Linked DNA regions of Mus musculus: regions 1 and 3 are each linked to region 2. Evidence: chromatin loops called from intact Hi-C (ENCODE). Cell type or tissue: gastrocnemius. All regions are shown on one strand.

Region 1 (8,000 bases), 58 kb after region 2:
TTACAGATCCTGAGTGGTGAGCCTGACTGCCTCTCAGATCCATCATCCTTCTCTCTTCCTCTCTGCCACACACTTCACTGCCAAGCCCCCATGATACTAATGCTGCATAAGAAGTATTGGAAATCAAATTTAAGCGTGTGTTTGGTGACAGACACAGAATCCATGGCCTTCTACCATTGAGCTACATTGCCAAACACAAATTTAAACAATTTACATGATTTAAAACGATCCTCACTATGTTTCAAAACTATATTCTATAAAATTACCCTTTTTCTTTAATATACTAGAAAATTACTCAGAAAGTCTTATTTTGAAGAGTTTGTGGACTTTTTGTTGCTTGCTTGAGACTAGTTCTCATTATGATGTTCAGGCTGGTCTCCAACTTCAGAGTCTCTGGCCTCTGCATTCTCAGTGCTGGGGCTCAGATGGGCACCACCACACAGCCCGAAGTTTGATGCATCTGAAACAGATGTTTTCTGATGCTGTCCACCATGGACTGAGTATCCCACAGGCAGGCATCTGTATGCCTCTTGTGTCCTATGGTGACTGGGGTCTATCGGCTAACCACAGTGACATTAGTATGGCTCTCATCTGTAGGTTTTCTCCTGTTAAGTTTCTCTTTTTTAACTATTTCTAACTGTATCACTTGTCTTGTCTTTCCCACAACACTTTTCCCAGCATGAATTCGAATTTCCCAAATAAACACAGCAGGTTATTAGGGTAAACTCTCCTAGCTTCTCAGCTACTCACTCAATGTTGAAACATCTGAACATTGTCTTACTGCAATGGCTCTCAGTCTGTGCATCCTGACTCCATAACAGTCACAAAATGACAATTATGAAGTAGCAATGAAAGTTATACTTTACGGTTGGGGGTCACCACAACATGAGGGAATGCATTAGGAAGGCTGAGAACCACTGATTTAAGTATATACTTCAGGTGACTGCTGCTCTCTCCGAAAGACACATTCTGGGGCTTTACAAGTGGGGATCTAAAAGCCTCAGGATGTGTGCTGAAAATTTTAGACATCACTTAGGCTAGCTCAAGCCTTTCATCTTACAAAGCAATAAACAGCCTCAGAGAGGGGAGGAATTTATCCAAGATCCTTACCCAGCAATTTCCCATATTACAAGGTGTGTGGGGTTGCTTTCCGTTTTTAATTTTAGAGACAAGGTCTCCCTATGCAGCCTTCCATTGGCCTCCAGAGTGCTGGGATTATAGGTATGCACCACCACACGCACTGTGTGCAAGCTTATGGGGCTGTTTTCCTTCTAATTGCAGTCTACTTGTTAAACCTAAATAAGTCTACCTATAGCCAGTTTTAAAAGAAAGAGTATTATCTTCCTTCCAAGTATTTAGGAAGCAGTTTTTCTTTTTCGTTATTTCATATTATTTATTTTGGCCACTACATAGTATCTCATTAACTAGTTTTATGAATCTACATAGCATGATGATTTGGTCAGGGATCTGGGTCTCAACCCTACCTCTAACTACTGAGCACCCTTGCCTCTTTGAGCAATTCATTTTGGTCTCCTTTTTTATGTGCAGGATAATGAATAAGGGAAGAGCCACTGGTGTAGCTGCACGTCTACTACTATGTGGGTTTCTTTTCCTTCCACCCTTCTCCACCCCTATTCCACCCTCCCAACTCCCCAACAATAGGTAGGAGAGGAAGAAGGCTAGAGGGGAAAGGGGGTGGTGATGTCATTAGACTTCTTGCTGATTGGGGCGTTAATCTTTGCTGTCAGGATATCCAATGTCTTCTTCTGGTCTCTGCACAGGACCACTTGACAAACTGCAACAAAGAGCAACAACAACCACCACCAACCAGTAGTAGCAACCAGCAGCAGGAGGAGAAAGAAGGAGCAGGAAGAGGAGGAGCAGGAGGAGGAGGGGGAGAGGAGGAGTAGCAGGGATGGGAGGAGGAAGAGGAGCAGTAGCCACAGCAGCCGCTGCAACCATGCCTGCCTACCTCCAGGTTCTAACAGTTATATACCCTTTCAAGAGTCCCCAGAATTCCAAATGTCACATGTTTGCAGAAACTATCCACAGCTGGCAAAATCACACCCCTGCTAGAGCATGAGACAACTGAGCTGCTGCTGACAATCTAAAGCAGTCCCCCATGCCACACCTGGGATTAAAACAAAAACATATTCCTATAATATTTCTGTGGATGGGGGGAGGGTGTTGGTTGGGTTTTTTTGTTTGGTTGGGTTTTTTTGTTGTTGTTGTTTTTTTCCCAGAGAAACCAAATTTCTCACTACACACTGATTCTCTGCTTTCTTCTAATCCTTTGAAGAGGTAATGAGCTTCAAAGTTCTCATGGGCATTATAGGTTTGCTTGCTCATGACAAAGCTGCACAGACTGAAATACTACGTCTGACTGGAAATCACACTGGGTTATCTGACTGACACATACTTCAACTAAAAAAACAAAAAAACAAAACAACAACAACAACAAAAAACCCAACTTTTTGTTTGTTTGAAAAGACATCTTTGGCCTCATGGGGGAACTTTGGAAACAATGAAGAACAGAGACGGGATGAAGAGAAGAAACAGCAAGTTTGGCACAAAGAAAAAGCAAATTCATAGAAATAAGAAAGTCAAACTCACTCCAAGCAACGATAAACTCCTGACTCATGAAAGCATCCAGATATTTTCCTCTACATCAAAGCTTAATTTTTGCTATTTATACTTCATCAAACATAAAACAGGCACCCAGAATTGAGTTATAAAGTGCATTTTCTTTACATTTCTATTAAACACCCAACAAATATTAGAAAACTTAAAAAGAGCGATCCTTCTAGGAGCTTTAAACTCCAGATGCAACACAATAGCTCACCCAGCCAGTCTCATGTGGCGCATTTAAAAGGGTATTAGCAGGGATTACATTCCACTTTCAATCCACAGGGACTAAAATCTTAAGGCACTGCCAAGTGCTGCCTCACTGTCTTAGCAAAGAGAAAATCTACCAAAGAGAAGGGCTGAGGAGCTGCGGGCTCTATGGCCAGCACAGTCCTTTGCATGTAACTGAAGCTCGCCTACGTCAGCTGAGTCTACACTATATGCTAACTTATCCTAAAAATTTGCGTGTCCCTGTCATCAAAAACCTTGAAATCCCAACCTGTAAAATATGGGCAGTTTGGGTAAATAGAAAGCCTCTTTAGAAGATTATTATTATGAGCCAAAGACTTATCTTGTCTTGAGAACACTTCAAAGGGTCAGTTAGCTATTCCCATTCGGTTCTTGAGCAGACTTAGAGACCAGAGGTGCAATTGATTCCCGACCTTACATTTAAGCTTTAGAAGCTCAGATTCCAATACATTATCTGCAAAGGCCGCACTGTAGAATGCCACATTTTCATCCACATCATGGAGGTCGGGAAGAGACAGGGATTTAGTTCTAAATTACACTTCTGCCACTAAAGGCGTTTCTAGTTCCAAGAACACTTCTCTGCAAACGTCCACCTGCAGAGCATAGGTGGGCACCACCAACACGAATCGTGGTTTTCTCGGTTAGTTTGTGGTGTTGGTATCAGAATCCTTTGGGGTTGGGCTTTAACATCTATACACACCTCTCTTCCCTGCTCCCCAAGATGACTGGGTAGTGGTAGCCCTGGATATTGACAGAAATGTACCCTCAAGCGGACAGGAGCAGAAAGGCTGTCAGCTCCCACTTGACTTCCAAGACAACTTCTCCGTGAATGCTTGTTTCCTCCCCAGCGCTCACGGTTGACAGGAACGGCTACGTGTAGGTCCTGTGTGATGTGCGCGGCCTGCACCGGCCGGTCTCGAGGGCGGAGGCCGCCGCAGTGTGGCCCGCGGGGCTGGCACAACTGCGCAGAGCTCGGGTACCGCTGCCCAGCACGGGCGGCCGAGGCCGGTTGCTCCTGACCGGGAGCTACTTCCTGCTCAGAGCTGCGCGCCTCCCACGCCCCCCTCTGCAGCTCCTGCTGCACCGCGACCGGCTGGGTGGACGTCCCGGGGCGTCACGCACGACGCTCTGGAACCCCGCCACGGCGGGGACCAGGCCCGGGCCTGAGGCGCCGCGCCCAGCCGCTGTCCTGCCCGTGCCCTGCCGTCCCGCAGCCCGCCCCGCGTCGCCCGCACCTGTCGCGCCCCGACCGAGCTCACCTCGTCCCGGGGACCCGCGGCCCAAGCCCGCGCCTCTGGGCCCGGCTCCCTCCGCTCCCTCCGCCAGGGCGGCCGCCGCCCACTTTCGGTTTCCCCGCACGGCCTGAGCCGTGGCTTGGGAATCACCTAAAGCCCCGCCCTCTGGGCCACGCCCCGTCGCACCACGCCCCGCCCCTTCGCCGGCCGGCTTAGCTCTGCGCAGACGCAGGCGCTCCGGCCACGGCTGCCCACTTCGAGGTCCGCGTGTGAGAAGGGAAACCGACGCCGCCTAGCGGTTTCTGCGCGTGCGCACGCCGTCCTGACGCTCGGGGTGTGGATTTATTTCTCTTTCCACAAAGTTCGTTCTCTTCAGCATCTCAATACTTCTTTTCATCTTCTAGACAGTCTGTCTTTAGCTGTCTTCTAGGTCACTCTTTGGAGGAGGGGGACTATATTAAAATGCTTTGCCACATACCCTTCACGCGTGTGTAACAACGCTGCTTTCATCCACTGCTCTAAAACTAAAGCTGTTTGAGGGCAGAGATCCTAGAACACTGCCCAGTATATAATAAGCATAAAATAAATACTTATCAAATTCTTTAATTCATTCAAAACACGTTGAATAGCTGCTATTTATTCACTCCACGGTAATTCCACTAACATTTATTTAATGCTGGATTGCTTTAACCCGTTGTGAAAACTTGGCATCATTCTGTATATTTTTGCTGAAAGCCTGCTGCTGCTTACTCAATCAGCAATTTTTTTTAACAGTTTGAGGTACACTTGCCATACTATAAGCTGCACGATTCAAATGTACACTTTCATGTGTTTGGTATGCATACAACAGAGAAACAATCACAGATAGTAACATGAGGAACATAGCCACACCCTCAAAGTTCTCTCTCTTTCTATAATGTTTGCCTCATTCCCTACCGTTTAGTCCTGTAAGTGCCCACTTACTTACTATAGAGCTCTTGCTTTTTCTGGAGTTTTATATAAATATAATTATTTCATATGTATTGTCATTAAGGGGGAGGATCTGGCTTTCTTCACTCATCAGAATTCTATTGAGACTCTTCTGTGTCGTTGCATACACTAGTACTTTATAACCTTGGCTCCCTGAGTTTCCACTCCCTGGTATTGACCCAAGAGAAAGGAAAGGGCTTATTCATCACAGACCCGTACAAGGATGTTTAAATCAGCCTTGCTTGCAATACTTAAAGACACAGAGATAGCATAAACATCCTTCAGTGGGTGAGCAGACAATTAACTGTTACAGACTCAATACCTGCTGACAAATAGCAACAGTGTATAGGGCCTATAAACCTTGTGCTTAAGGAACTTTGCATTCATTGGGAAGCTGCAGTAGGCGATGAATAGACTGGAAGGAGATCGTGAAAAGCCGGATATCCTGTGCTCAGTAGGTTCTGTCTTAAGGCTTTGACCAGGGGTGTTCTTTGAACACTGTTCTCTTTCATAATCTCACATCTGGTCCCTGCCTAAAGCTGCCGAAGTGTCTCTGAAACAGAATTCTCTACATTGCCTTGATTCTATTTCAGTCTGTTTCAGATGTCTTTCTCCCTGCCCTGTCCGCTAAACTAAACATGACAGTGGCTTCCAGAGACCTAGAATAAAGCCAGCTCTTTATTTGGACTCTGTAATAATACTCTGACATGCCCTGGCTCCACATTCTGATGGAGGGAAGGGTAAAAACAGCATCAGTGAACTGAGAGGATGGCTGTGGGGATAGGGAATTAGGCAATACTGAATTCTGTATATAAAATAAATCATGAAACAATGTGCATGAACCCTAAGTCTGAGGTCCTTTATGCTTATAGATATGTCCCCCCCTTTGCTGTATCCGATATACAAAGAAAAGTCATGTGCTGCAGCTAGTTTTCCATAACCAGCTTTATTTACGAATAGTTGCCACAAGCAAATATTTTTAAGTACGGCAGTCTGATGAGTTTTAACAAATGTATCCAGTTGCGCAACAACCATCACAATCAAGATGCATAACTAGTTTTATTTGTAGAAGTTCCCTGAGCCTTCTACCTAGCCCTGTTCCCTCCCTCTTCCCACCACTCCTGGCAGCTGGGTGAGAGTTCAGTCCCCTCAGCTTTGTTTTCTCAGGAGCACCATATGTAGGGAACCGCAGGATGTGCAGCCTTTGTGCCTGGGTTTTCACTTAGTGTAATGCGTTCGTGACTCATTCCTGTTGAGCTTATCAATAGTTACTTCCTGTTGATGGCTGTCACTGTATGGCTATGCACAACTAGTTTATTCCTCGAATTTAGTGTGCATTTTTGTTGTTTCTAGTCTGGGGGGGGGGGCCTGTTCTGGTCCAAGCACCTATAAATAACCATTGTGTAGTCAAATGGTTTTCTCACATACATACCAGGGAATAGAATTAATGTCAGGATGTAGGAGAAATGTATTGTTGATTGTATATATTTATGGATATGAGTATATGCTTATGTGTATTTAACCATAGATAATGTATAATTATATGCATAATTACATGTGAATGTCAAAGTGCAATCTTAAGTGGCCACATCTCTTTGTACTCCCATTTTTATCCACGACTCCGCCCCCTGTAAAGCATGAGTCCACTCATTCTCAGTACTCAGCATCACCAGGCTTTTAAAATGGAGCTTGACCCTGTAAGGGTGGAACATTGCCGCTGCGGCACTGAGGGACCGGTCTCATATTGAGGCTTTAACTCGCCTTTCTCCATGATGGCGTGGAGCATCTTTTCCTGTACACAGTGGCTTTTGTATTTGTTCTCGAACAATGGGCAAAACTCCTGTTCTGTAGGTGGATTTAGCTGAGGTGTATCAGGAGGATTCCTCAGAAGCTGAACTGCAGCAAGGAAGTTGTATGATCTTGTTTTGTTGCTCGATTTATAGCTGGAATTCGGGAAAATGAAGACTTTTTTTTTTTTTTGAGACAGGAGCCTGTCTTGTGGCTGAGACTGACATTGAACTGTCCCAAGTGCTGGAATTACAGGCTGCCATGCCCAGCTCAAACTGGCTATGCTTTAGACTTGGGGTTCTTATCCTTTTATGGAACAGTAAGACAGAACATATGAGAGCAACACAGATACACAGGATTTTACAGAGTCAAGTTCCACACATTAAAAATTCCCTTAGGGGAAACCTCAGAGTCAAAGGTCAGTATTTCAAAATAGATAGAATGCAGTCCAAAGGTGTTCTTCCCCCACGGAAAGACCAAACTCATCCTAGGTCACCAGGGGCAGAGGCAGATGGGCAGGTCTCTTGCTATGCAAGAAAAAAAGCACACACATCTCTCATTTCCAAGGCTGCAGAGAGGTCCCAGAGTCCTGAATACGTGGCTTTTGCAAAGGGACAGCCTCCTGGTAGATCATTTGGGCCTTTGGAGACTTCACCAGAGGGAATTTATCGTGGAAAGAAGGTACAAAGCTAGGACCAAGTGTAGGGAGAAAGATGACCCCACTGCCGCCTCATCCCAGGCTAAAAAGGATGGAGCAATAAAAACCTCCACCAAGTTAAGTGTGGTTGTACACACCTTTTAACTCAGCACTTAGGAGGCAGAGGCAGGTAAATCTCTGTGAGTTCACAAGCCAGCTTAGTCTACATAGCAAGTTTCAGGGCAGCCAGGGCTACCTAGAGAGGCTCTGTCTTAAAAAACAAAACAAAACAAAACAAAAACAAAACCCTCCATTAAAAGCCCTCCATGCATTTTTGTTGTTGTTGCTGTTGTTCATCCTGCCAGCCTACTTGTTTAAACAGAGCCATACGGGAGGCCCCAGGACACTTGGCCAAGGCGGGAGGATCCAGGGCTCCTGGAGGAGCACTGTACCTCCCCTTCTTTATACTAGTTCAGCAAGACCAGGAAGGGCCTGGT
Region 2 (8,000 bases):
TATTAATAATTCAAGTGCAATTTTTCTTTGAAAAGTCAACTGCATTAAACAAAACTTGTTAAATATCTTTCATCAAACAAAGCATATTCTTTTCAATCCTCCACAACAGTCAGAGCCATGTAGTAAAAATAAGATGTTTTAAGACCCTCCTACACATTTTGTATTATTGCTTTGAGAACAATCTCATTAGCGGTCAACATCTCAAGCAGTGATTAATTAACTTTCGAAAGCTCTAGCAGATACTGTGACATAAAGTCATGAATCCAGGTGTCAGTGTCGGGCAGCGACGTGTCTACGAGATAGAGCACCACTTTCCGGTCCCAAGGATTAGTGTGCTCAACAACTGTCTGCACCAACGCCACCAGGGCTTTCTTCTCCACGTGATTTCGAAACACCATCGAAGCCTCCTCCGACCACTGGCTGCACTTCACGCCTAGGAGAAGACAGGGGGTGAGGGGGCAGTGAGTGGCCACTCCTGCCTTTCTCTGAGCCACTGGGCGGGAGAACTGTTTAGTCAGTTACAAAGTACTTCAAGTATTCCAGGTTAGACCTGCCTACGGCAGAGAATAGCAGCCCAAAGCTCCTCAGCTCACAGCTTGTCTATCGTGAATAAAGGTGAGACTACCTGCAGACACATGTTCCCTTTGAGACGACCGTGCTGTGTATAAAGCAGGGTAGTGATGACCACACCCATTTCCTATACCTAAATTATAAAGTTTTAGAATTGAGATAGCTAGGGGAAAATGTCAGGACCAACACTGAATTAACAGAAAAGCGTGGTTATATGATCTATGTACACTGTCATTTCTTGCTTTTCTTTTTAAAAAGACTTATTTATTTTATCTATATGAGTACACTGTACCTGCCCTCAGACACACCAGAGGAGTGCATCAGATCCCCTTATAGATGGTTGTGAGCCACCATGTGGTTGCTGGGATTTGAACTCAGGACCTCTAGAAGAGCAGTCAGTGCTCTTAACCACTGAGCCATGTCTCCAGCCCCACACTGTCATTTCTTACAACAACAGAGAGCCATAGAGAAGAGCGCAATGTTTCATCTGAGCCCATGGATCCGAGGAATGCTCAGGCAGGTCTTACGCAGGCTCCCTCTTGCCTACAGCCATCCTGCTCCCCATAAGAGGGACTCCTGGGAGGAAGTGAAGCTCACAGTCTGGAGGCATAGGCTCACCCAGGACTCATGGTGGCACCTGGCTATGGGACTATAGACTCCCCAGTCCCAACCCCCTTACACGCTCACCACTGAGGGCCTGTTCAGAAATGCCTTTTACCAGTGCATCATGTTCACCTCCACCAAGTGACTCTAAAGGCCACGCCCACAGTCTGAAGAGACTGAGCAACCATTGGAATCAGCAGATAAGGCAGGAATGCTGGAGTGACCAGGCAGGAATTTAAAGTAACCCTGAGTGACAACTGAGGGCTTCAATGGAGGAGACAGGCTGCACATGAGAACAGAGGGAGGGTGGGATGCCACCCAGTGGGAAAGGGTTTGCTTGCCTATGTGCCCATGCTTGGCACCAAAGAGAAAAAATATGATTAATAGAAATATGGAAATTTTTAGAAAAGTGGAAAGAAAAAATTTAAATGCTGGGAACAAAACCAACAAAAGCGCTGAAAGAAGTCTGCTAAGCTCACTGGCCGGGCAGACGGGGCCAGGAAAGAGTCTCTGATCGCAAGCATGCAACAGGAGAAGCTTCTAAGACTGAAGCAGAGAGAAGGCTGGGGTGGTGGGACGGAGTCAGAACTGTGACAACTGGGACAGTGTGAGGGTCAGTGTAGTGGGAACGGGGAAGGGAGAGAGGGAAGGAGGCAAGGGGACAAACACTGCCAGTGAGCTGGGGACCTCCGGTCCGAGTCATACCACACACACACACACACACACACACACACACACACACACACACACAGAGCTCTGCACATCACACCCAACGTCAGAAAACCTAAAATCAGTGAAAGCTGGGGAAGAAGCCGAAGGAGGGGAAGCAGCTCAGGTGCAGTGGGACAGACTCTCAGACTTGCAGCCGCACTGCACCGCACCGCACTGCACTGGAGAGCCCAGGAATAAAGTGCGGCAGTGGAGAAGGAAAAAGCTCACAGCTACCCTGCCCAAGAAGCCCTCACAGTGCAGGGCCCAGTGCTTCGCAGGCACTGGGTTCATCTAGAGAGGCGGGATGTGGAGGGGCAGAAGAAAAGAAAAACAAAAGAGGAGGAGGAAGAACAGACTGTGGACAAGTAAAAACCGGGTGGAGTCTGCTGATAGGCTGCTTCGGAAGCAATGAGGAAGACCTTCAGAGGAAAAAGCAAACCCGGGTCTGAGGAGAGGAAGAGAGCGAACGCATCAGAGAAAGAGCCACAGAGTGACGAGGGGAAGTCACACTGTTCGCTTCTGAGGCTTGATTATGTCTCACTATGTAGCCCAAGTTGGCTTCAGACTCACAATCCTCCTGCCTCAGTCTCCCTAGTGCTGGAGTTACAGGCAAGTGCCCAGCCATTCTTATTTGTAACGGATCTAGCAGTAGAAAACAGTACATTCATATTATTAGCATCAAAGTAGCTGATTATGCAAATTAGTAATATATATGCAAATCAATGGCTTCAGTCAGAGTTGTCATGGAGGGGAGGAGGACGTAACTGTTTTCCCTAAGGACGAAGTTGTTTTATAAAGTCCATGACGTACTGCCACTAACTGCAATGGAGAATAACACTACTTACCATTAGCCTGGAAAGCTAGGACCCAGCTTGGTTGTAAAGAACCTACCAGGGTGTGCACTCCCAGCACGCAAGTGAAAGGCAGGTGTGCTGCACTCTCACAATTGCACCCTAGGGAGACACAGGCAGGTAGATGGAGCCCTGGAACTTGCTGGCTAGCCAGCTTAGGAACTCAGGCCCAGGTTCAGTGAGAGCTCATCTTAAGAAAAATAAGGTGGGCAGTGGTTGAGGAAGACAGCCGACATTGTCCTCTCATCAACACATTGAATACACACATCCAGTGAGAGGACCTTGACTCCAGATACCAGGTCCAGAGCAAAACAGGAGGATGCCTGGCATTGACCTCTGTTTTCAACAGGAACAAAAACAGGTATGGGCACCAGCATACCTGTATACACACACACATACACACACACACACACAGGGTAGGGGTAGCTCCAGCAGGACACACTAAACTCAACACTTGTTAGATCTACAGGTCTCATCCACTAACAGCAGATTATAATTTTTCTCAAGTTTTCATGGACTCATATTCTGGGACATAAAACACCTGAACAAATTCAAAACAACAAAAACCACACAATGTCTGGTCAAACCACAATGGAGATTAACAGAAAGCTAGCAAAAAAAAAAAAAAAAAAAAAAAAATCGCAGGACATCAAGAAGAAATAACACAATTCTAACTCACAGGCCAAAGAGTCCCCAAAGGGATTTCAAAATATTTGAGCTAAATGAAAATGAACACACAGCATTCACATCAGACAGTGTGGTGCACTGCAAGAGGGTGCTCAGGGGGAGATCTACAGCAGTGTGGGTTAGGACAGTAGAAAGCTCTGTGTGTGTGTGTGTGTGTGTGTGTGTGTGTGTGTGTGTGTGTGCGCGCGTGTGCACACTCTGAAGGCCCTGTCAAAACAGCAGGGACACTAGGCACCCATCCCTCAGAGAACCCTCTTGGCAGTGAGATGCCATATTTGACAGAACATGCTATTGGGTAAACTTGGGCATTCAAAGTGGAAATGAAGGAAAAGCTAGTATTGAATCTGAAGAAACTACTGCAAGCCCAGACTGACTAGTGGCCATGGCACAGACAAAGTGCTGTGTAAGTGCTGTTTGTGTTTTACATGCAACCGCCATGGGAAGCTGCTTTGAATCCTAGCAGTCAGGCACAGGGCAGAGGGCAAGGATCTCAGAATGATCTTGCACTAGAGGTTGGGCAACCAGCAGAGAATTCACATCCACCCTTGTCTGCACCTCGTCCCCCAACTGCCCCACATATGGGGTACAAAAGGCCAGGGCCTCAGGCAGCAGCGAAGGCATCAAGTGGCTCAAGGAGGCTGCAAGGCCACACTGTCCCAGCATGGCAGGACACTGAGGACCCAGAAGCACAGGTGTTCTGCTGGCCTCCATGCCTTTTGTTCAAACTGAGGGGGCCCAGTGGTCACTCATAGGGGAGCCACATCTGAACTGTCTCTCAAAGGGCAGAGGAAGACTTCATGAGGCAACATACAAAGCAGTGTCCAGTGTAGAGCCATTAAATAAGCATACCAAATGTCACTGTGTGGTGAAGTTACACATTTATAAGCTGTGCTATGATGCAAACAAGAAACTCACTAGCCCTTACACAATCTTGTGATTGTGTAGCAGTTACTAAGTTTAGAATTAAAAATAATTAATTTGTGCTTATTGGTTATTTAGGCTGAAAGTTTCTGTTACCTTTTGCTTGTTTTTATTACTGTTCAAACCAGGGAAATACTGGGTCAATGGAATGCTTTATGTTCATCAAAATAAGCTGCAGGAGGTAGGGGTATAGCTCAGGCTGTACTTAGCATTCCCACAAACGATGCGCGGTTCAATCTGCAGTTCTGGGGGTGGGGAAATGACAACTAGCCCATAGGATAATATAGTCCCCCAAACAGGGAGACTGTGAGTGAGGAAAACCAAGCAACATCGCTATCTATCCCAGGATTGCAGCTTTAGGAATTTATCAGGCAATGCAAACCAAGTCAAAAAGTGGGGGGGGGGGGGGGCAGGGGAACAGACTGGCCATGAAAATGATCACCGAGGACAGGATGCTGCTAGCATTAAAAAGCTGAAGCAACACACAGCAGGCTAACTAGTGACCCTGCACTCACTAAAAACCTAGCACCAAGCAGAGTGCAAGCCCCACTATAGCTGAGCCCCACTGCAGAAATTACCTGCCAGTTGAGCGGTGACCGCCTGGAAGGGCAGCTTTCGGAACACGTCCACTAGGGGCTGCACTTTCCTTATGTTGACGAGCTCATGCTTGCCGTAGTCCAGCTCGTACACAGACACCAGCCCATTGGTCAGGATTCCTTTTAAAAGTACCCTGTACCACCTACGGACACATTGGGTTACAAAGAGAAAAAACAGGCCAAGTCAGCACCCTTTCCAAAGGGAAACAAGCACTATATGCTACACACACACACACACTCACACACACACACACACACACACACACTCACACACACACACACACGCATACACACACACTCACACACACACATACACACACACACACATACACACACACACACACTCACACACACACACACACGCATACACACATACACACACACACACACACACGCACACACACACACACTCACACACACACACACACACACGCATACACACACACTCACGCACACACACACACTCACACACACACACACGCACACACACTCACACGCACACGCATACACACACACTCACACACACACACACACTCACACACACACACATGCACACACACACACACTCACACACACACACACACACACACACACACAAATGAGCCATGGAAGTTTGGAAGCAACTGTGGCTGCTTCTCCCCAGAGGTTAGCACTGCCTGCTGTGGCCCTGGATCCTCTCTGATACAGGCTGGAGTTTTACAGGCCTCATGGGGCTACGCAAAGGCAGTGGCTCTTGCACTGTCACTCTCTTTAGGCTGAAACAGATGCCATGGGGGTGGTCAGGACAAGGCAAGGGATCCCTCACTCTGTGGAGACACAAGATGGCCACATCTGATGTATGGTCTATGTCTGCACGATGAAAAGAGAGTCGCAGGTAGGATGAGGGGAAGCCAGAGAGCTGCTTAAGAGCAGGGAAAAGCTGAGGGGACATGATGGTTGCAGGGGCAGATATGCCAGGGAGGCCAGAGTGAGGACTTGTGAAGGCAGAGGACTCGGTGGCTGTTTGGGGAAGAGATCAAAAGTTCTGAACAAAACATTATTTTTGGGTATCCTCCTTTGGAGCCCCTCCCATTCTCAGTTCTCTCTTCTCCTTAACAAATGTGTTTTCTCTCTGTTTGACATGGACTGGACCTCAGGTGGCAGGACCAAGCATTCTCTGCAATGAGTTTATCAGCCAGAAACCTGAAGCAAGCCCAGGGTGAAACAGCTAGTAGCTTACAACGAGGCCAGTTTTAATCCCTGTATGTGACTGAGGGCTTCTAAGGAACACAGGAACCTTGGTCTAAGATGCAGTAAGCAAGAATGTATGTATCTCACAGACAACTGGGATACAGAAAGGATTCATGACAAACAGCTGGGGGTTGGGAGCCAAGCACACAGGAACGGAAATCGCCCTGGCCCATAGCCCTGCAGTGTCACACTGGCCTGAGCCTCAGCTGTCTCCTGTGTAACGGTTTACTTTTTGTTTCCAAGTGTCTAGCTCGATACTTGGCGTTACAATAGGCATTTAAAAGTGCCAGCCACCATTTGCAGATAACTCAGTGAAAACTGCAGACCAGACTGGAGGGGATTTTTCCTGGTAGAGATGCCAGGCTGCAGGCTGCAGGTTGCTCAAAGGGGTACAATAAATACACTTGGTCTCTACCCACAGCATCATCAGTGAGCTACAGGGGGCCAGGGATGGCGCTCTGTGTCTCCAGTCCACTGAGTACAGAGGAATAAAAAGAGCACTGCAGAAAACGGGTGTATTTCTGCTCAGCTGAACTTCTGAAGCCCGGTGATTACTACACAGAGGCTCAGACTGGACTAGATATCAACTCCAGAGCAGTCATAACCCAGAGTGTTAAAAAACGCAGATGCTGGGCCTTTTCCTGAGGGTTAGACTCAGGGGCTGGGTAAGAAAGGAGGATAGGGCTTTAATGTGTTTCCAAGTGCTTCTCACTAAGAGATTTGGAGACCATGACAATTTAAAAACCGTATCGAATTCCTATGCATTAGCTTGCCATAGCTGGGAATAAAGTTCAACAGTTGAGAGTCTTAAGTAAGATAGAAGCTCTTTAAACACTTAACACTGGTTAACGCATAAAAATAAAAAAATCATTAATATTATCTTATCTATAAAATATCCATTATCCATGAACAGCTAGCTGGTTAAAGCTCCGGAGTGCGGGTGCAGAGCTGCCCCGGTTGTATGCTGGAGAGCCGGAGGGGCAACTCTTCCTCTCCTGGCTGGCCGAGCCAACACCAACATCACTCATCCACCCTCTGATGCCATCTGCATGAGAACTAAGTTACCTGGGAAGACTGATTAAGACAGACTCATACAAACTGAGTGTCAACCCTACTTACGCTTACTTGTAGTGAATGAAGTGACACAATGAATTATACAGTGAAAAGCTCATGACACAGGCTCATGATTTTCAAAATGAGCACTATTATTCTTTTCCACATTTTAAGAGTTAAAAATTGTTTTTTTCTCTCATAAAAATGACATTTTTATATATGCATATATGTTGACTATCTTAAGAAAGGAAGTATTTTGTGTAAAAAAAATTAACATTGTGACCTTTTTTAAACTCTGTGTGTGTGTGTGTTGGGGGAGTGATGGAGGGAAAACAGGGTGGGGATTTGTGTTCAGCATTAAGAAGCTCATCTTCTCTCGGCTGGCTCTTCATTTCCTAAGCCCCAGTGGCATGTGTAGTGTGAAGTGGGGGGGCTTGTGCTCCACTGGGGCAGATCCTGTACCAGGGCACAGGTGCGGGGAACAATCAATGCACGCCACTCCCTAAAATGGTGCTCACAATTGCCAGGAAGCAACCCCAGTGTGTGCTGGGAATCTGCATCTTTCAACTAACAGTTTCTTTCCAGAGACTCTTACTGAATAACCAGAGGTGGAAGCAATGGTTTATTCTTTATAATATTGACTATTATTATTTATAATACTCAAAAGACCTGGGAGAATCTACCTAAGTAAAAAAATGCTAATTTTGCTTTCCCCTTAAGACAGATAATCACTCAGCCACAAACTGTTTCTGAGGAATTTTTAGCACAGACTACTAGA
Region 3 (8,000 bases), 97 kb before region 2:
GTGTCCAATGGGTCTCTCTTTCCAGTGATGGCTGACTAGGCCATCTTTTGATACATATGCAGCTAGAGTCAAGAGCTCCGGGGTACTGGTTAGTTCATAATGTTGTTCCACCTATAGGGTTTTTGTGGCAGTTTTATATGTAATAACAAAATGTTGGAAACAACACATTATTTTGTATGCTAACTAAAAATAAACTAGTTGTACTTCCCAATGTTAGCGGCTGGAGGAATGGTCCATTGGGATAAATGCTTGCCACATAAATGTGAGAACCTAAGTTTCAGTCCCCAGGACCCATTTAAAGCCAGCCGTGGGAGTGCTTGGGGTCATCCCAGTTCTACAGCAAAATGGGAGGCAGGGACAAGAATCCCCAGAAGCTCCCAGGCCAGCAAGTGTTGGGTACTCAGCAGTGAAGAACAAACACGGTGGAAGATGAGGACCAACACCCAAGATTGTCCTTGGACTCCCACATACACATTGTGACCTCCGTGTGCCTTCATTCATACAAGAACACATTCCTACCATATACATACATCATACACACAGGCATAAAGATTTAAAAAAATAATGACTTAAAAAGACAAACTGGAAACAACTGTAAGTAGCCATAGCAGGAGAGTGAAAGGATAGGTGGAGTCATGACAGAACACTGCTGCCTAGAGTGGTGGAGCACGGCAGACACTGATGAATTTACAAATATGCATCTAGACAGACCAATCGTCCATCAAGATTATTGGGAAAGGCTGGAGAGATGGCTCATGGTTAAGAACGCAAGCTACATTTCCAGCTGATGCAGGTTCCATTCCCAGCATCCACTTCCTGGATAACTACTGTCTGTGATTCCAGGGGATCTGATGCCACCTTCTGGCCACCATGGGCACTGCAAATACAGACAAGCATGAAGGCAAAACACCCATACACATAAAAATACTAAATGCATAAAATGTTTAAAAAATTAGAGGGAATACAATATTCTATATACTGAATTTTTATACTCTTTTCTGGTCTCCTAAAGTAGTGATGTCTTCTCAGTGGTTTAGTGCTACTCTGTGAGCATGCTGACATAGAAAAGTTTGTCTTATGTGGCCAATAATAACACGTCTATAGATAAGTGTACTACATGAAAAAATGGAAGTAAAATGTTTTTCATGGTGAGCCAGTCAAACCAGATACTGCCTTGTGATTGAGGATAGGCCACAGTGGGCTCAAATTCCCAGCTTGCCTGTAAAGTAGGGTTAATAATACCTGTCTCCTGGTGTGAGAGCTAAGTGAGGACAGGGAAGCGAGTTTGCTTTTTGTAAGAAGTCTGGTGCAGATACTGTACTATGTAGAGAAAATATGAAGAGAAGTGCTCTTATGTTAGGAGACTAAAGATAGGAGGGAGGCAGAGGTTGTTCCAGCTTCATGCTCTCCTGCTCTGCCTGGGTGCACTGGGAACTGTGGCTCCCTGTGGCCCTGCTCTCCAGTTCTGCCTGGGTGCACTGTGAACTGGGGCTCCTTGTGTCAATGCTCTCCAGTTCTGCCTGGGTGCACTGTGAACTGGGGCTCCTTGTGTCAATGCTCTCCAGTTCTGCCTGGGTGCACTGTGAACTGGGGCTCCTTGTGTCAATGCTCTCCAGTTCTGCCCCGGTGCACTGGGAACTGTGGCCGTGCTCTCCAGCTCTGCCTGGGTGCACTGGGAACTGTAGCTCCTTGTGGCTCCAGTTCTGCCTGGGTGCACTGGGAACTGTGACTCCCTGTGGCCGTGCTCTCCTTCTCTGCCTGGGTGCACTGGGAAGTGGGGCTGCTTGTGGCTCCAGTTCTGCCTGGGTGCACTGGGAACTGTAGCTCCCTGTGGCCGTGCTCTCCTTCTCTGCGTGGGTGCACTGGGAAGTGGGGCTCACGTGGCTCACATGCTCCCTCCTCTGACTTTCCTTGTGTAGTGGCCAGGGTGACGAGGAAGGAGAGGTGCTCCTGTATTACTGCTACTGTGACTTGGAGGACCCCCATTGGGTCTGTGCCTGGCAGACAGCTCTGTGCCATCACCTGCACCTTACAGGCAAGGTAAGCCCTGCTCCAGATGTGCCCTGCAAGCCTCTTCTTGTCTCCTTAATCTTGGATTGTAGGAGCTGTGCTCTTTGAGAAGTCTTCACATGGGGGTTCTCGAAAGGAGGGAAACCCTGCTTGCAGGGTAAAGAATAAACCAGCTCTTGATATGTTGCTTATAGACCAGGCCTCAGTCACCCTATACCTAAAGGGTCAAATAGTAAATATTTCAGGTTTTGTTACCTTTTTTTTAATTCATTGTTGTTATAGATTGGAAACATTCGTGGGCATGGCTAGGTTCTGATACATCTGTCAGCTGAGACAGGGAAATGTACTGAACTCCAAAGCCTCTTATAGATTCTGCATGTTTGATTACAAGTCACACCTTGGTTTTCCTAGAATCAGGTCTCTGGTGATCTCAGGTGTGACATTTACTCCTTCCCTTCTGTGCGGCCCTCCCCTCCTTGTCAGGCCTCCTGTACTCTGAGCGAGTGCCACTCCAGTGCTGCTCCCTCAGCAGTACAGTGTGCAGGGTCCTCACCATGCCCTGCCTTTGCTGCTGCTTAAAGACTTCCTGCAGTCTGAGAGGAGAGCCTGTCTCCCTTGTGGGGGGGCCTCGTGAGGTCAGAAGCTTTGCCTTCACTGGGGCATTCTCAGCGCTGGAACAAGGTTCAGCACTTAACAGGCTCTGTAAGGATTGGAAACTGTAGAATAAAGGAAATTAAAACTGCATGTTTGTCCGGTATCTATGAGTGTGTGCTATGAGAGGAAGCATGTTCCCAAATGGTCACACCTCTGCAGGACAGGATGGTGTTTACTTTTGTAAAATGCCCTCTGTGGCTTATCTTCCAGCGCTATGCCTATGCACATTAAATACTTTTAAATTTTAAATCAAAAGGAAGTTGTCTTAGTTAGGGTTTTACTGCTGTGAACAGACAGATGACCAAGGCAACTCTTATAAGGACTACATTTAATTGGGGCTGACTTACAGGTTCACAGGTTCAGTCCATTATAAAGGCAGGAACATGGCAGAATACTGACTTCCAGGCAGCCAGGACCATGGTATTAAAACCCACACCCACAGTGACACATCTACTCCAAGCCCACATCTTCTAATAGTGCCACTCCCTGGGCCAAGCATATATGAACCATCAGAGAAGTAGCGACCTTCTGAGAACCTGGTGGTTGTGGTTCTCCTATTCCCCAGTAAACTCATGGACAGTGCTGTTTTCCACGCCCACATTGTTTGACAAGTGCTGGTATCACCCACCCGTGCAGCTCATTCCCACGCCCTGTCCTGAAAGTATCCGTTTTCTTCTCTTTTCCACTTCATCGCCCTGACCATGCTCTATCTCGTCTGTGTGGTAACTTCCCCGATTCTCACCTTAATCTGCTCTCCAGTGCAGCAGCCAGAATGATCTTGTTAGAACAGCTCCAGCAGCGACAGGTGGGTGAAGCCCTTGACACAGCCTAGGCTGCTGCAAGAGCAGGGCCCTTGGCTGAAATTTCCCACTCATGTTCTTTGGTTTCTGGGACCCACCGAGTCTTGTTTTGTTTGCCTTTTTTTGAGGCGAATTCTCTTGAAAGTTGATACCCACCCCCACTCTGTCTAGTCTAACTCTTCTGAAGCTTCAGATCTCTATTATAATGACTTTTTCTCAGAGGCCTTTCCTGACCTCCCATCCAAATTCATGTTCCTCAGTGTGCCTTCTATAGCTCTTGTCTTTTTTTTTTTTTAAGTTTTATTTTTTTTAATTAGGTATTTTCCTCATTTACATTTCCAATGCTATCCCAAAAGTCCCCCATACCCTCCCCCCCACCCCCCTACCCACCCACTCCCACTTTTTGGCCCTGGCGTTCCCCTGTACTGGGGCATATAAAGTTTGCAAGTCCAATGGGCCTCTCTTTCCAGTGATGGCCTACTAGGCCATCTTTTGATACATATGCAGCTAGAGTCAAGAGCTCCGGGGTACTGGTTAGTTCATAATGTTGTTCCACCTATAGGGTTGCAGATCCCTTTAGCTCCTTGGGTACTTTCTCTAGCTCCTCCATTGGGGGCCCTGTGATCCATCCAATAGCTGACTGTGAGCATCCACTTCTGTGTTTGCTAGGCCCCGGCATAGTCTCACAAGAGACAGCTATATCAGGGTCCTATCAGCACAATAGCTCTTGTCTTTTTGTGTCTCTTAGCATCTTAACCTCCTCTAGCCTGAGATGTGGGGGACTCTTCAACAACTGTATCCCTAACTCCTAGCACATAGTTTTCAAAACCAGTAACTATTTGTGCTATGTTTTTTTTTTAATTAATTAATTTATTTATTTATATATCACCGTCTCTATTTGGTGAGCTTTTTAAAGCTAGGTGTGATGGTACACTCTTGCAATCTCAGCACTTAGGAGGCTGAGGCAGGAGGATTGCTGCAACTCCAAGAGCAGGCTAGGCTACATACACAGAGAAAAGGGATGTCTTGTCAAGGAGGACCAGCCTCTCCTGGCACACGAGCAGTGAGCAGTCCTGCCCACCAGATGGCAGCATCTTCCTGCTTCTCAGACATCAGAGACTTGGCCAGGTTAGTGAGATATTTTAGTACTGGGTTTTGACATTCTTGGTTCTTAGGCAAGGAAAAGGAGAACCTGAATGCCCCTTGATGTACATCATATGACCTCAAGAAATTTGTGAGTGAGATGTAGAGATGGCAGAACAGTTACGAGTGCTGTCTCTCAGCAGGTGCTCCACCGTGCTAGCTGTTCCTTGTCTATTTCCTAGTTACAGGGCCTTTCCATCAAAGTCTGAAGGACTTTCTGAGAATCTAGGTACTGCTAGAGAGTGAGTGAGTTTAGAGATGGCTCTGTAGGGAATGCGTGTATGGCATGCATTTGGCTTCTGAGATTAAAATGAAATAGGAAAGAATTTGCCTGTCTACCTAGAAATAATCGCATAAAAATGTACATTCACCATCACCCAGTCAGACTGTTTTCAGACAGATTTCCTGACATTGCTGGTCTCAGGCTGTTTTTGTTGTTGTCGTCCCTATTAGTGATAGATAGGTGCATAGCCTGTAGCACAGAGATGGCCTGTGTTCCCTGCCTCATACCCACAGCAGTCTCCCCTGGACTGCAGCCTCTATTTTATTTTATTTTATTTTGTATGTTTTCTGAGACAGTTTCTCTGTGTATCCCTGGCTTTCCTAGAACTCACTCTGTAGACCAGGCTGGCCTTGAACTCAGAGACTGTCCTGCCTCTGTTCCCCAAGTGTTGGGATTAAAGGAATGCAGCACCTATACCCCACCTCACCCTACTGCAGCCCTCTTTCTCAAGGAGTCAGTGGTAATTAGGATACTTCATCTCTGGGTAGCTACCAGTTAATTGGCATTGGCTTGTAGGATGAATCCTGTTGTTTATCCATAGCCTAAAAAGTTGGATCACATGAGACACTGAAAATGAATGGCCACATACAACTTTACAATCTGGCTGCATTCATGTTTGAATAATGGTAACAGTTCAGGGTCTTTGATCAGATCTCTTCTCTTCAGAGACTGTGTGAGTCCTCAGCTGGTGTGCTCTAGCGCCTTACTCTGGGGATGGTGCCTTATAAAGCTGCTCCATCTTAAACTCATGTATGGGATCTCCTCTACTAGGACAACCCACTATGCAAGCCCCCAGATTGCCCTGGCCCAGCTCTCACGTGCCATTCCTAGAGAAGCTAGAGAGCCGCAGATGTGGCTACACGTGCTCTTACACATTAGCACCCACCACGTAGCAGGCATGAATGCAGACATGGGGCACTTCAGTGAGCAAAAGAGAACTTGAATTCAGCCTATGGTTTTGAGATGGAGGCTTTCCCTGGCCTCCAAGCAGAGGTGATCTGTGCACTCCCACTGTCAAGTAGGGTCCCTCTTTAGGACTGGGGTAAAGTTTCCTCAGTGGGCTTTGCTTTTTTTTTTTTTTTTAATTCCACTTCTGGCGTCGTTCTACCTATGTAAGCGTCTTGGGCCTCCCATAAGGAAGGGCTGGAGCTCATCATCTTCCTAAGCCTCTAGAAGCTGAATAGGCCCCGCTGCTTCAGAGGGACATCTGTGCTCTATATTGTGATACTGTGGTGGCCACAGCAGGGCCTCTGCTTTTCCTGTTACACTCACTGACATGAAAGGGGCCTTTAGTTTATCATGGGAAGACACCCAAGCCAAGACAGCACCCCTCTCCTCTTTTGTGTCTCAGATTCGGATTGCTACTGAAGGAATCAATGGAACTGTTGGCGGAAGCAAAGTGGCCACCAGACTCTACGTGGAAGTCATGCTTTCCTGCCCATTATTTAAGGATTACCTGAGCGAGGATGATTTTAAGGTAAAAGAACTAAAGCTAGAGCAGTCTGCTTGTAGGTCATTGAAGAGCACACTCAGAGCCACACTCAGAGCCAGACAAGCCCCTTTCCCCTGAGCTCCAAGCCAGGGCAGGAAAACAGGTGGGCTCGTCACTGTTTCTGTCGAGGGCCATGTCACTTGGCATGTCGGAATCCTCTCCAGATCTCATTTCCCTTCCTATAAGGATGGCACAGTTACACAAGCTGGCATCTAAATCCTGGAAAGACTGGTTTACAGATCTCTGCGGTGAACTGTGGTTTTAGTAAACCTGAAATTAAAGTTGCCACCACATCAGAATAAAGTTGTGGTTCTTTCAGCTGAGGTGATGTGTCTAAGTACTGTGTGCTTTGTCACAGTATGTGGTAAGCTGGTGGGAACACTTTACTAATTCTCATGCTGGCCACAGCAAGACACTCGTGGTCACTGCTCCAGAACAAAAGTTGGTGTGTGATCACGTGTGACTCTCTCAGTGGTGCTGAGTCACATGTACATAGCCATACAAACACAGTGTTCCTGCATATGGAAGAGGCACAGGGAACATTTATTAACATGCTGAATTATCTGGAACATTTTGGACCTAAACTTTATCTTCATTGAAAGTTCCTTCCTGCCCCCAATTCAAGGTTTAAAATCTCAGCTATCACACTGTAAAACATACCATAATTCTTCCATATGGCATTTGTCTTTACCTGGCAGTGGGACAAGTAAACTCTGTCTTGTTTCTCCTTGGTTAGAGCAGCAAAGGAGGGTCTCACTGCTTCCCGGAATTGCGAGTCGGTGTGTTTGAAGAGATCGTGCCTATGGGGATCAGCCCCAGTCAGGTCTCCTACAAGAAGCCCGGTATGCTAATGTTCTAAAGACTTGTTACTTTTTGTCATAGATATAAAGTGTAATAGACAAATAAGAAAGTTAAGTCCTGATTAGCAAAAACTGTAGTCAGTCTTCTCTTTAAAATAGCCATGGGAGGCTAACTCTTTGTCCATCCAGCACTTAGGCTGGCTTCTGTGGTGCTTATGGTAACTAAAAGCTCACCTATAGACCCAGAGCACATTTTTCTTGGTGATAGTTTGGCAAGAAGTTGTTTCCTCTTTCTAGAGAGAGCAATCTGAAAGCTGTGTGGTTATTTGCAAATAGTTCATCAGCAGAAAGAATGCATGGGCTTTTGCCACAGTCAGCAAATGGCTTTCAAAAACAAAGTAGCATTCTAGAACTTTCGAACATTCGATCCCTGCTTCCCTGCGGTTACTATAGATGACTGAAAGACATTTGTTTGGCAGGGATTTTTGGTTTTGTTTTACTTTTTACCATGAACATTTGCAAAATTAACTAGAGTGCTGAGAATAATAGAGTGACCTTCCGTATGCTTACACACAGCCGCAGCAGCTGCTCATTCATGGCAAGCTGGCCTCTGTACCCCAACCCTCTCTCTCATCCTAGATCCTGTTATTGTATTCATAAATCCTTTAATAAACACTTTTAAAAGAAAGAGTAACATTTAAGTGTAACCGTTACCATCTCCAAAACATTTTAGCAACAGTTGATTAATAAGTATCTTGTCATTGAATTTCCTGCTGTTAATGATTTAAGATTCTATTAAGATTAAATAAGAGGGGGCT

The links. Hi-C counts contacts between places; a loop is a spot of excess contacts. Peaks named below come from ENCODE experiments on the same cell type or tissue, not always from the same donor. Only the 100,000 strongest peaks of a DNase experiment are listed, where the experiment ranks them.
Region 1: it touches region 2 in a loop (2.0-fold over the local background); 11 of 42 quality-filtered maps call a loop at or near these places.
Region 3: a loop joins it to region 2, with 3 times the contacts of the local background. A loop is called at or near these places in 14 of 42 quality-filtered maps.

Annotation. Positions count from the first base shown.
Region 1 is chr4:45,968,570-45,976,569 of GRCm38, reverse strand. Tdrd7 (tudor domain containing 7) reads right to left here and starts at 4,273. Exons shown (of 17, transcript NM_146142.2): 1 at 4,134-4,273. In gastrocnemius, a CTCF peak has its summit at 4,409; a DNase peak (open chromatin) is centred at 4,311; H3K4me3 peaks cover 2,148 bases; H3K27ac peaks cover 2,706 bases.
Region 2 is chr4:46,026,729-46,034,728 of GRCm38, reverse strand. It overlaps Tdrd7 (tudor domain containing 7), which reads right to left. Exons shown (of 17, transcript NM_146142.2): 16 at 4,922-5,082; 17 at 1-433. The coding sequence ends at 213. Among named protein-coding and RNA genes, the nearest start is that of Tmod1, 8.5 kb to the left of the region's middle. In gastrocnemius, a CTCF peak has its summit at 4,963; a DNase peak (open chromatin) is centred at 4,965; H3K4me3 peaks cover 188 bases; H3K27ac peaks cover 1,167 bases.
Region 3 is chr4:46,123,267-46,131,266 of GRCm38, reverse strand. It overlaps Tstd2 (thiosulfate sulfurtransferase (rhodanese)-like domain containing 2), which reads left to right. Exons shown (of 10, transcript NM_173033.3): 4 at 1,920-2,040; 5 at 6,242-6,367; 6 at 7,119-7,224. Among named protein-coding and RNA genes, the nearest start is that of Tstd2, 11 kb to the left of the region's middle. In gastrocnemius, CTCF peaks have their summits at 872 (motif pointing left) and 4,539 (motif pointing right); DNase peaks (open chromatin) are centred at 850 and 4,543; H3K27ac peaks cover 301 bases.